2 separate regions of the Homo sapiens genome follow, and region 2 is linked to region 1. The links are chromatin loops, found by intact Hi-C in ENCODE. Cell type or tissue: Calu3. All regions are shown on one strand.

Region 1 (5,000 bases):
ATTTGGCCTGAGTCTGCACTTCTTGGAGGAATCCATATACAGTATTCCCCCCTTCTTTTAGTTCCCTTTGTGTTGCTAAAAAGGAACACTGGCACTGGGTAATTTATACAGAGGCTTATTTTGACTCATGGTTCTATAGAGTATATAAGAAGCCTGGGGCCAGCATCCGCCTGGGTGACAGAGAGAGACTGTCTCAAAAAAAAAAAAAAAACAGAAACGAAAGAAGAAAGAAATTCTGCTGTGTGACATAAATAGAACAAAATAATTAACAGTAATAATAACAATATTGTTAAGCTCTAAATAATGTAAGGAAACTCAACAGCACAAAAGAAGGGTCTACAAAATAACCAGAACCACTAGCTGCTATTGAAGATCCATGACAGAATGTGCAAATCATTCAAGAGAAGCCACTAAAATGATTTGCTGGCTTTAGAGTAAAGAAGACAAAACACTAATAAATCCTTTCAATAGATTCAAAAATAATTTGTAATTTACAACTGTTTCTGTTGAAAACTGTTAGACTTGGGATAATGGATACTTTCTTAATGACATATGTTAGAAAACAGCAGCAAAAATAATAATAATGACAGGTTTCCAATACAATCAGAAATAAAAAATAGTAGAGGAGGAAGAGAAAAAAAGTCTCTATATTTAGACTTAAAAAGGCATGACAATCAATAGAAAAATAATGAAAAATTATAGATGAGTTTGAGTGTGACTGGATGCCAGAATAACATACAGAAATTAATGATTCTCAATGTATTAGTGATCGCAATTTTGTAAAAATAAAAGAAATAAGATTCCTTTCTCAAAATACACAAAATATCTAGGATTAAACCTAGGAAGAAAAGAATACAGTTTAAAGAAAGAAAGCTATAACATTTTACTGATAGATTAAAAAAGTAATTTAAGAACAAGAAACACTGTTTCTGAGTGAAAGTTTTAACATTGTAAACAGTATTGAAGCTTTTCATTAGGAACACAACAGGGTGGCTAGTTAATAATAACTGAATTGTATATTTTAAAATAAAGAGCATAATTGGATTGTTTGTAACTCAAAGGATAAATCCTTGATGGGTACCCCATTCTCCATGAAGTGCTTATTTCATATTTTATACCTATATCCAAACATCCAATGTATCACACAAATATATACATCTACTATGTACCCACAAAAATTAAAACAGAGACATATCAACCTTTGAAAAAAAAAGAGAGAAAAGTTTCCATATTACAAAGAGCAAATTTCCTTTAAAATTAATCCATATATTCAATCTAACCACAATCAAAATCTCTAAGGGATATTTGAAATGAAATTTTACAGGTTGATTCTGCAGTTCAATCTGGAATGATAATATGTAAATAAATATCAGATGAATTAAACTTAAAAATGAAACCATTTATTAGACAGAAAATATTAGAACATAAAATGTATCTTTGCCATATTGCATTAGAAAATTCCTCCCTAAATAAGACACTAAATCCAGAAGCCATAAAGACTAATGACAGATAGGACTACGTATAAATATGAAACATCTCCATAAATGGGTTTTGAGGCCCAAAGACATGTAGGAAGATTTGTTGGCTATTTAATATGTAAAGAGGTGGCATCCTACTGAGAACCACTCACTTTGGTAGTCCAGGTAGCTAGCAACAGGCACCCCGGCAGACTCCTGTGATTCCAGTTCTTTCTGGTTTCCTGAAGGCTAGTTCTTGGCATCAGGGGTCTCTATTGCCCAGTCATTCTAATGGTTTTGCAAACATCGACTTCTCCATCAAATTCCTTCCTTTTTAACATACCAGGATTATTTCTATTGGTCTGATTGATCCTGATTAATATGAATTTTCTCTGAAGAGAGACAGAGACTCACATTTATCCTATTCTCCATCTCAGCAACTTTATAGGACATGAGTGTCATGCTGATAAATGGCGGTTGAGAGGCTGCACCCTCCACTCTGCTTTTCCTCTTTTTCTCCTAAGCAGGATGGCTAATTCCACCCATACGTTCACTTCCATCTTTATCTCCAGCCCCTTCTCATGACATCACCTTATCACACATAGAATAGTACTCAAAGTCTGTCTAGGTCCGCTCCAGAGCCCTTCCACGGTACAGTTAATTACCTGGCTCTCCCAAAATATTGATCTTAAAATCACTACTTAGCAGAATTCTCACAGTTTATTTTCTGTGATGTGTGTGCTTGATTTTTGTAAGCATTAGCTAATAAGCACATGATTCAAATTACAGTTTTTTCTGATACTTCTTTACTTTTTTTTTTTTTTTTACCTTTGGCTTATAGTTTTACTCTTTTCCATTATTAGGAATTAGGACAGAAAAAGAGACAGGAGAGAGAGAGAAAAAAAAGAAAGAGAGATATGAGAAAGAGAGAGGTAAGAGAGAAGAGAGAGAGGTAATTATTTTCCTTAATTTTTAGATGCCATTTTTGATGGCATGTCACCATTATAAAAAGAGCCCTTTGCTAGACAGAATTCAGAAAACACTCATAGACCTCATTTGATATATCTCTCATCGATAAAGCCTATGTTTCTATTTCACCTCATCAAGAAATCCTAGTAGATTGTAAGCTCATTTCTCATCTTTTATCTTTTTTCCTCCTTCTCCTGCTGGGAAAGCCTTCTAAGTCATTTGAGGATAACAAGTAATAAAAATCTAGTTATTTGATGAAGAACAGTCCATTGGAATGCCAGGCATAGTAGGTCAATAATTACTCAGAAGTAAACAAATTGACTTACTTTCAAACATAGAAGAAGCAAAAGAAAATTTTCTGCAAATTATAAAGAGGGAATATATTATCCTAATTATCCTTCCAAAACATAATGCTGGAAAATAAGTATCTCTTCAGTTGCCATTGTTGGCAATGCAGAAATCTCAAAACAATAGCCTGCATTTTAAACGTGTTCTGTATGTATTATTGATACCTTCCTATTATCTAAAGTACATACGTGAATTATGATATAGAAAGCAAACCTTTTGCCCAACATTAGCTTTTTTTCCCACCTAAAGATAAAAGCCTACAGAATTAAAGGCTATCACATAGCAACCAGCAGAGAGCAGTAGAGAACTTCTCGAGTGCCTGCTGCTAAGCTCTTTGTTTCTGCTGTTTTAACTTTGTGTATAGAACAATCATTGAGCTGTCAGGCTAAATTAGCACAGAAATTCATGGAATCTGTTCAATCCAAACCACCTCCTTTTCCCAAAAATTGTTCTGCAGTTTACTGTAGCACATTAAGTTATGAAAGGGATATTTGCATGTTCTAAATTAATTTGATGGAAAATACGAAAAGGCAAAGAAAAGCAACATGGCCTTTGAAATTGCTTACATTATTCATATGGGAAATTCTTTAGCATAGGATGGTTCTAAGCTATGATCAAGTGGTGCTAACCCAAGCTTTCTTCTTTAGTGACTTGGCATTTAATATTATGTATGTATGTATTTTGGACTAAGCCTCTTCCGATAAAATCAAGTAGAAAATGAAAACCATCCTAACTGACTTCCCTTTAACATAGTTTTGCATTGACTGCATGATATATTTCAGAGTGGTGTTCTAGGTAAGGAGAGGAAAAAAACACAAAAAAGTCAGTCTTAAAAATCCTCAAGTCATTCAAAGACCATGCTGCCCTTGTTCGTATACACATTATTTGCACTGAATCTCCTGTAACACTCTGGTAAGAAATGACTAAAGAAATTTTAAATCCATTTAATTCATTAAATAAAAATAATATCTTATTCTGTCATAATTCTATTCAATTCAATTCCCATCAAATCAATGAAATTAAAGTTATTGTGCTGCTGTTCTGATTAGGCCACAAACTTTTCAGGGTTCTATAATTTTTTTTTTTTTTTAAGATGGAGTTGTGCTCTTTTTGCCCAGGCTGGAGTGCAATGGCACAATCTCGGCTCACTATAACCTCCACCTCCTGGGGTTCAAGTGATTCTCCTGCCTCAGCCTCCTGAGTAGCTGGGACTACAGGCGCATACTACCATGCCCAGCTAATTTTGTATTTTTAGTAGAGATGGGGTTTCACCATGTTGGCCAGGCTGGTCTTGAACTCCTGACCTCCAGTAATCCACCTGCCTTGGCCTCCCAAAGTACTGGGATTACAAGAGCGAGCCACTGCACCCGGCCAGAGTTCTATAATTCTTATGTGTATTATTGAGGGGTAGAGAGAACATTGGCTAAAACATTTGAAAATTGCTTGTGGCTTTGATCTGGATACTTAATGTGGTGTGCTGCTGAAAGTTTTATTGCATCTTGAGATGCTTGAATGTAAGCAACAGAAAACAACTTTAGCCAATTTAGACAATTAATATTTATTTAAAAGAATACTTCATAGCTCATAAAATCTCTGAGAGGCCTGGAGACCTACCTGGTCTTGGAGCACAAGGAGTCAGGAACCGCACCTGCAGGTATACTATAAACTGGTTTCAAGAACACACCTTAGGAATGATATCATAGGCATCAACAATGCGCAGGGTGGAGTGCTGAAAGAGAGCTGCTGTCCTTGCTGTCTACAGAAACCAGCACTACCTTCTTCTACTGCCGCCATCCTTGACAGAACGGATTTGGTACATTTATGCCTCCCTGCACCTCTAGCTTCTGTTTCAAAGACTGAGGTTGGCCTATTGATGACTACAGCCTAGAACATGTTCCCATATCTTCCCTACAGGGGAAGAGGGGGAGTGAACATTTTGACTGACGCTGCCCTGGTGGTTAGTAGGCTTTGCTACCTCAGGTGCTAATTCCTCACAGGTGAAAAGGGTATTCGCATCAGGTGACAGGAGCAATGGCATAGATCTACAACATATACTCCTCAGCAGCTGAAATTCATTTAGCACAGATCTATACATTTCGTACTGGGTTCCAGTAATAATGTAGTTGCTGAGGATACAACCATGAACAGTACAGATCAAGATACTTGCCACTGTGGAGTTTACATTCAGGCAGGGGAGGAAATACTAAAACAAGAGACCACATAAAT
Region 2 (5,000 bases), 1.3 Mb after region 1:
TTGTGTGAGTGTGCCACTTGTGTGAGTGTGCCACTTGTGTGAGTGTGCCACTTGTGCCAGTGTGAATACCTTATAATAACAAAACAATTCTAATTCCTTTCTCCCATCCCTTGTACCATTGCTGTCATTTATTTCACTTATATGTATATAGAAGCATACACACACAGAGGTATATACACACAAACACACACACAAGCATACATAGTTGAAATTGTTGTTGTGATTTTGAACATACTGTTACCTGTTAGATAAAAAAATAAGAATAAATGTTTTTATTTTACCTTTTTCTTTTTTGATGTGCTCCCTTTATTTATGTGGATCTGAGTTCTGACTTACGTTATTTTATTTCTCTCTAAAGTAGTTCTTCTAATATCCCTTGCAAGACAGATCTACTAGCAACAAATTCCCTCAATTTTTATTTTTCTAAGAAAGTCCTTATTTCTCCCTCACTACTGAAAAATAACTTCACAGGGTATAGGAGTCTAGGTTGCTGGTTTCTTTCTCTCAACACCTTAACTGTTTCACTTGACTCTTTTTTTGCTTGCGTGGTTTCTGAGAAGTCAGAGGTGAATCTTTTTCCTTCCATAGATAAGCGGGGGTTTTTTCCCTTTGACTTTCAGAATTTTCTTCTTTATCTTTGATTTTCTTTTGTTTGAAAATGAAAGGCCTAGGTGTAGTTCTGGCATTTTTGTTGTTTAGTGTTCTCTGAGCTTCCTGGATCTGTGGTTTGGTGTCTGACATAAATTTAGGGAATTTTTCAGCTATGTTTCAAGTATTTCTTTTTCTCTTTCTTTCCCTTCTTATTTCTTTTTACACATTTTATGTCTTTTTTTTAGTTTTCCTATAGTTCTTGAATATTCTGTTTTTATCAGTCTTTGTTCTCTTTGCTTTTCAGTTTTGGAGGTTTTTATTAAGATATTCTCAAACTCAGAGATGTTTCCTCAGCCACCTCAGGTCCTCCAATAAGCCCATTAAAGGCATTCTTCCATTTCTGTTACTGTGTTTTTGATCTGTGGCATGTCTTTCAGCTTCCTTCTTAGGATTTCCATCTCTTTTCTTACATTTTCCATCTGTTTTGATATGCTATCTACTTTCTTACATAGATTGCTTAGCATATTAATCACAGTTGTTTTAAATTCCCTCTCTGATAATTCCAACTTCCCAGTATGTTTGGTTCTAATGCTTGCTGTATCTCTTCAAACTGTGCTTTTGCCTTTTAGTATGGCTTGTAATCTTTTCTTGGTAGCTGGAGATGATGTACTGGGAAGAGGAACTGCTGGTGGTAGGCTTTAATAATGTAGTGGTAAGGTGTGGGGGAAGGAGAAGCATTCTGTGGCCTTATAATTAGGTCTCAGTCTTACAGTGAGTTTGTGCCTCTGAACTGTGAAATTTCCAAGTGTTTCTCATTTTATTTCTCCTTCCTTAGGTGAGACAGGATGGCTGGAGTGGGCTAGAGTTGAGTTTTTTCCTTCTCCCACCAGAATGCCACAGTGGGCTGGAAATGGGTATTTCCCTCTCCCATGGGGAAGTCCACACAGCTGGGTAGAGTTGAACTTTTTCCCTTCTCCTGGGTCAGTGGCGCTCTGATAAAACTCTAGCACATTAGACCGTGGTTAACTAGCTTTTCCTAAGGGTAGACTTTGTTTAAAAGAACAGAGTGATCTGGTGTGTTTCAAAAATGGTTCCTTGGCCTCTCCCCATGCCAGAAGCAAAGCACCAAGAGATTTTTCTCTTACATTCACTGTGAGGATCTGGTCAAGCTCCTGCAGGTAAAATTCACAAAAGTGTGATGGGGTTCCCCTAGAGCTTTTGGTTCTCAGGCTTGTTCACACCAAGCCTCCAGTGAGTTGCCAGTTACAGTTCCAGTTTTCCTACCCCAGCACTGGTTCCATGGAGGTTTCTGCTCCTGTAGGTTCTGATTTTTTTTGTGTCTGCCTATGATGTGTTTCCAGTTTGGAGGGCAGAGGTTTGTCCTGTGAACCTACTTCTTTTACAGATCTAAGAAGAGCTGTTGTCCTGCATTGTTTTACTTGTTATTAGGGGGGAGTGACAGCTTCCACACTGGCTAAGTATGGAACCAGAAACAGACAGTACTTTTAGACTCTTAATAACCAAGAATGCCAAATTATTTGGGGAATTAAATTAAACCTGTCTTTACAATCATTCATTATTCTAAGGGCTAGATGAACTAAATACTTAACCTTTAATTGCCTCCATTTATTAACAATGTAAAGTCTTTTAATATGGTCCAAAAAAGCAGACCAGTTCAGCCCAGCTGCTCATGGTTTTACTTGACAGCTGTAAAATAATGAGGGCTATAGCAATGTATAGTCTGCAGAGAGAAATCAGCCAAGATTATTCTCTGGGGACATTAGAATATACAGTTACAGGATGTTAATAAAATACTTTGGAGGTTCACATCATTTACATAGAAACCAAGTAAGTACCATTTATACACTGACTGAGTGGGTCTTACGCTTGTGGACAGAGCCTTTGGCTACACCCTTTTCTACTGGGTCATAGAATTTATGGCTGCTAAAAGGTCCTGGCATAAACCCATGAATTGAATGGTGATAGCAGAAACCAACTGCCCCTTTTGGAAAGGTAGAAGCAGTTCTGACTGTTGAGGTTTGGACCACAGGGCAAATAAAGCTTTGTATTTCTCTAAGATTCTCTGAGACGGTCACAATCAGAATTATTTAGGTACTTATTGAAAAATGCATATCCCTGGGGCCCCAATACTGAATATTGAATCAGTGTCTCTAGAGTGGGACCCAGAAATCAGAGTACCTGCAAATTCCACTGAATGATTGTCAACACACGTTAAGATTTGAGATCCTCCATTAGTGTAGCCAAGCTCTCCTTGAAACCGCATGCGGTAGTGCCACCCAGTGGTTTGTTCTCTACAACTGTGCTCTTTGCTTGGAAGCAGCCTCATGTTTATTGTTTTACATGCTCAAAGATGGCTGACTCAGGCTTTGGGGGAATCCTAGCTGTTCTCTGCTAAGCAATGAAACAAGTTGCCACAGGGTCAATTTGATTGAGTTGCTCAGTTGGCAAGAACAAGCCACTAATCAATAAGACTAGCCTGATTATTTAGGACTATATGAACAATGGAATCAGATGAAGGCAAGTAATGCAATTGCCAGGAATTGACTTGTGACAGTCAATCTGGGTGACTTTTGAAAGACAGTCACTTTATAACATGACCTAGTAAGTTACCATCTTTAGTGTATATGTATTACTCTGCCTGAGCAGACTACTGGTGCAAGCCTGTGACAAAACTCTCTGCTTCTTTGGCATATTCTGACTATTCTACTCAGTTAGCTGTCTAGCCATCTTTATAATCTTTTTCTCTTTATTGCCTGTAAAATTACTTTATAGGAGATACTTATGGATCCACACATCTAGCAAAAATTATTTCCAAATTGTGTTTTAGGTTTGTTTGATTGTTTTATGGTCAAGAAATTATATCTGATATTTTAAGAAGTTAAATGAACATTTAAAATTGTTTTGCCTTACTGTGACCGTATTACAGCATCTATATTTCAGGCAGTAATCAGATTTGTCAGATAGTAAGCACTGGTGACTGCTAAAGTTCAATGATCTGGCTGTAAAGAATTATGTTATTTTGCAGCTGGTCTTTGCTACCTGAAAGATGATGGTGGTCTTTCCATGGAACAGCACTGCACAAGGTGCACATAGGAGGCTTGGTTACATAAACATGGTTGACCATCTGCAGGGCTGATCTTTGATTCCAGCCTCACCAAAGTCAATGTGTTAGTGCACGACCCAAGGCCCCACAGTGTAGATATGCAATGACGGCCAAAAGGCCAGAAACTGCACCAAATGCATCTCTGTGAGTGAAGGAGATTGACTGTTGATAGGGTTGAATTTTGCTTGTGATCAATCCATTAAAAACTGTTTTAAGCACACAGCATTCCCAGAACTTGGATAGGTGATTAAATAGGGGGTGAGATCCCAGTTCCTGTTCATGGAGGAAGTTATAGTTCTCTGTTAGGATCCTTTTGGAATCTACTGGGGATCTGAGCTTTCGAAGTCATTTAACCTGCACAAATGGGGTTTATGCTGCTACAATGAGGTCAAAATAAGATGAAACAAATACTCCATTCCAGGATACACATATAAACAGTAGAACAGAATTTCTAAGTCTCCAGAAAAGAGCAAATAAAACAAATCAAAACCAATATTCCCTCACATGGCCAGGGGAATTGTGATTATGGTCCTTGAACAACTAAGCTAAAATAAAGGGATTTCAGGAGAGTTTTGTTTATCTCCACCCCCTACTTTAGCATATTGTTGTAAAAAGCTAAAATAATACTTGTTTATTTATAAGCTGGTGGCTATAATTTATCAAGAATGGTAGGAGATGGTGCAGTATGATATATCTCCAATTTGAATTCATTTTAGTGACTGCTCTCTTCATGAAAAATAGGCAGTAGCCCCTGAGTAATAAGACTAAGGACAAAATGGTAATCTTTTCTTATGTTTTGTTTTTTGTTTTTGTGACAAAGTCTCAATCTCTCTACCAGGCTGGAGTGAAATGATGTGATCTCGGCTCACTGCAACCTCCACCTCCTGGGTTCAAGCCATTCTCCCGCCTCAGCCTCCCAAGTAGCTGAGAATACAGGCACCCTCCACCATGCCCGGCTAATTTTTGTATTTTTAGTAGAGATGGGGTTTCACCATGTTGGCCAGGCTGGTCTCAAACTCCTGACCTCAAGTGATCCGCCAGCCTTGGCTTCCCAAAGTGCTGGGATTACAGGTGTAAGCCACCATGCCTGGCCCTATGTTTTACTTTTAAAAACCTTTTTTATCATGAAAAAATTTGAACATACCCAAAAGAACACCAGGATAATGAACTCTCATATATCCATCTAGTTTCCACAATTATCAACACAATATTGACATTTCAAAATAAAACTGTTACTTATATTACTCTTTTAAATGTATTCAGTAGATACATGGCACATGGTGAT

Evidence for each region. Hi-C counts contacts between places; a loop is a spot of excess contacts. Peaks named below come from ENCODE experiments on the same cell type or tissue, not always from the same donor. Only the 100,000 strongest peaks of a DNase experiment are listed, where the experiment ranks them.
Region 2: a loop joins it to region 1, with 8 times the contacts of the local background. A loop is called at or near these places in 24 of 110 quality-filtered maps.

The regions. Positions count from the first base shown.
Region 1 is chr10:9,339,982-9,344,981 of GRCh38, forward strand. No RefSeq gene overlaps it. Among named protein-coding and RNA genes, the nearest start is that of LINC00709, 67 kb to the left of the region's middle. RefSeq lists an enhancer at 2,877-3,393. In Calu3, a CTCF peak has its summit at 3,068 (motif pointing right); no DNase peak of the experiment used is centred here.
Region 2 is chr10:10,674,782-10,679,781 of GRCh38, forward strand. It overlaps a transcript of CELF2 not described here. Among named protein-coding and RNA genes, the nearest start is that of CELF2-DT, 210 kb to the left of the region's middle. RefSeq lists an enhancer at 1,284-1,333. In Calu3, no CTCF peak of the experiment used is centred here; a DNase peak (open chromatin) is centred at 2,890.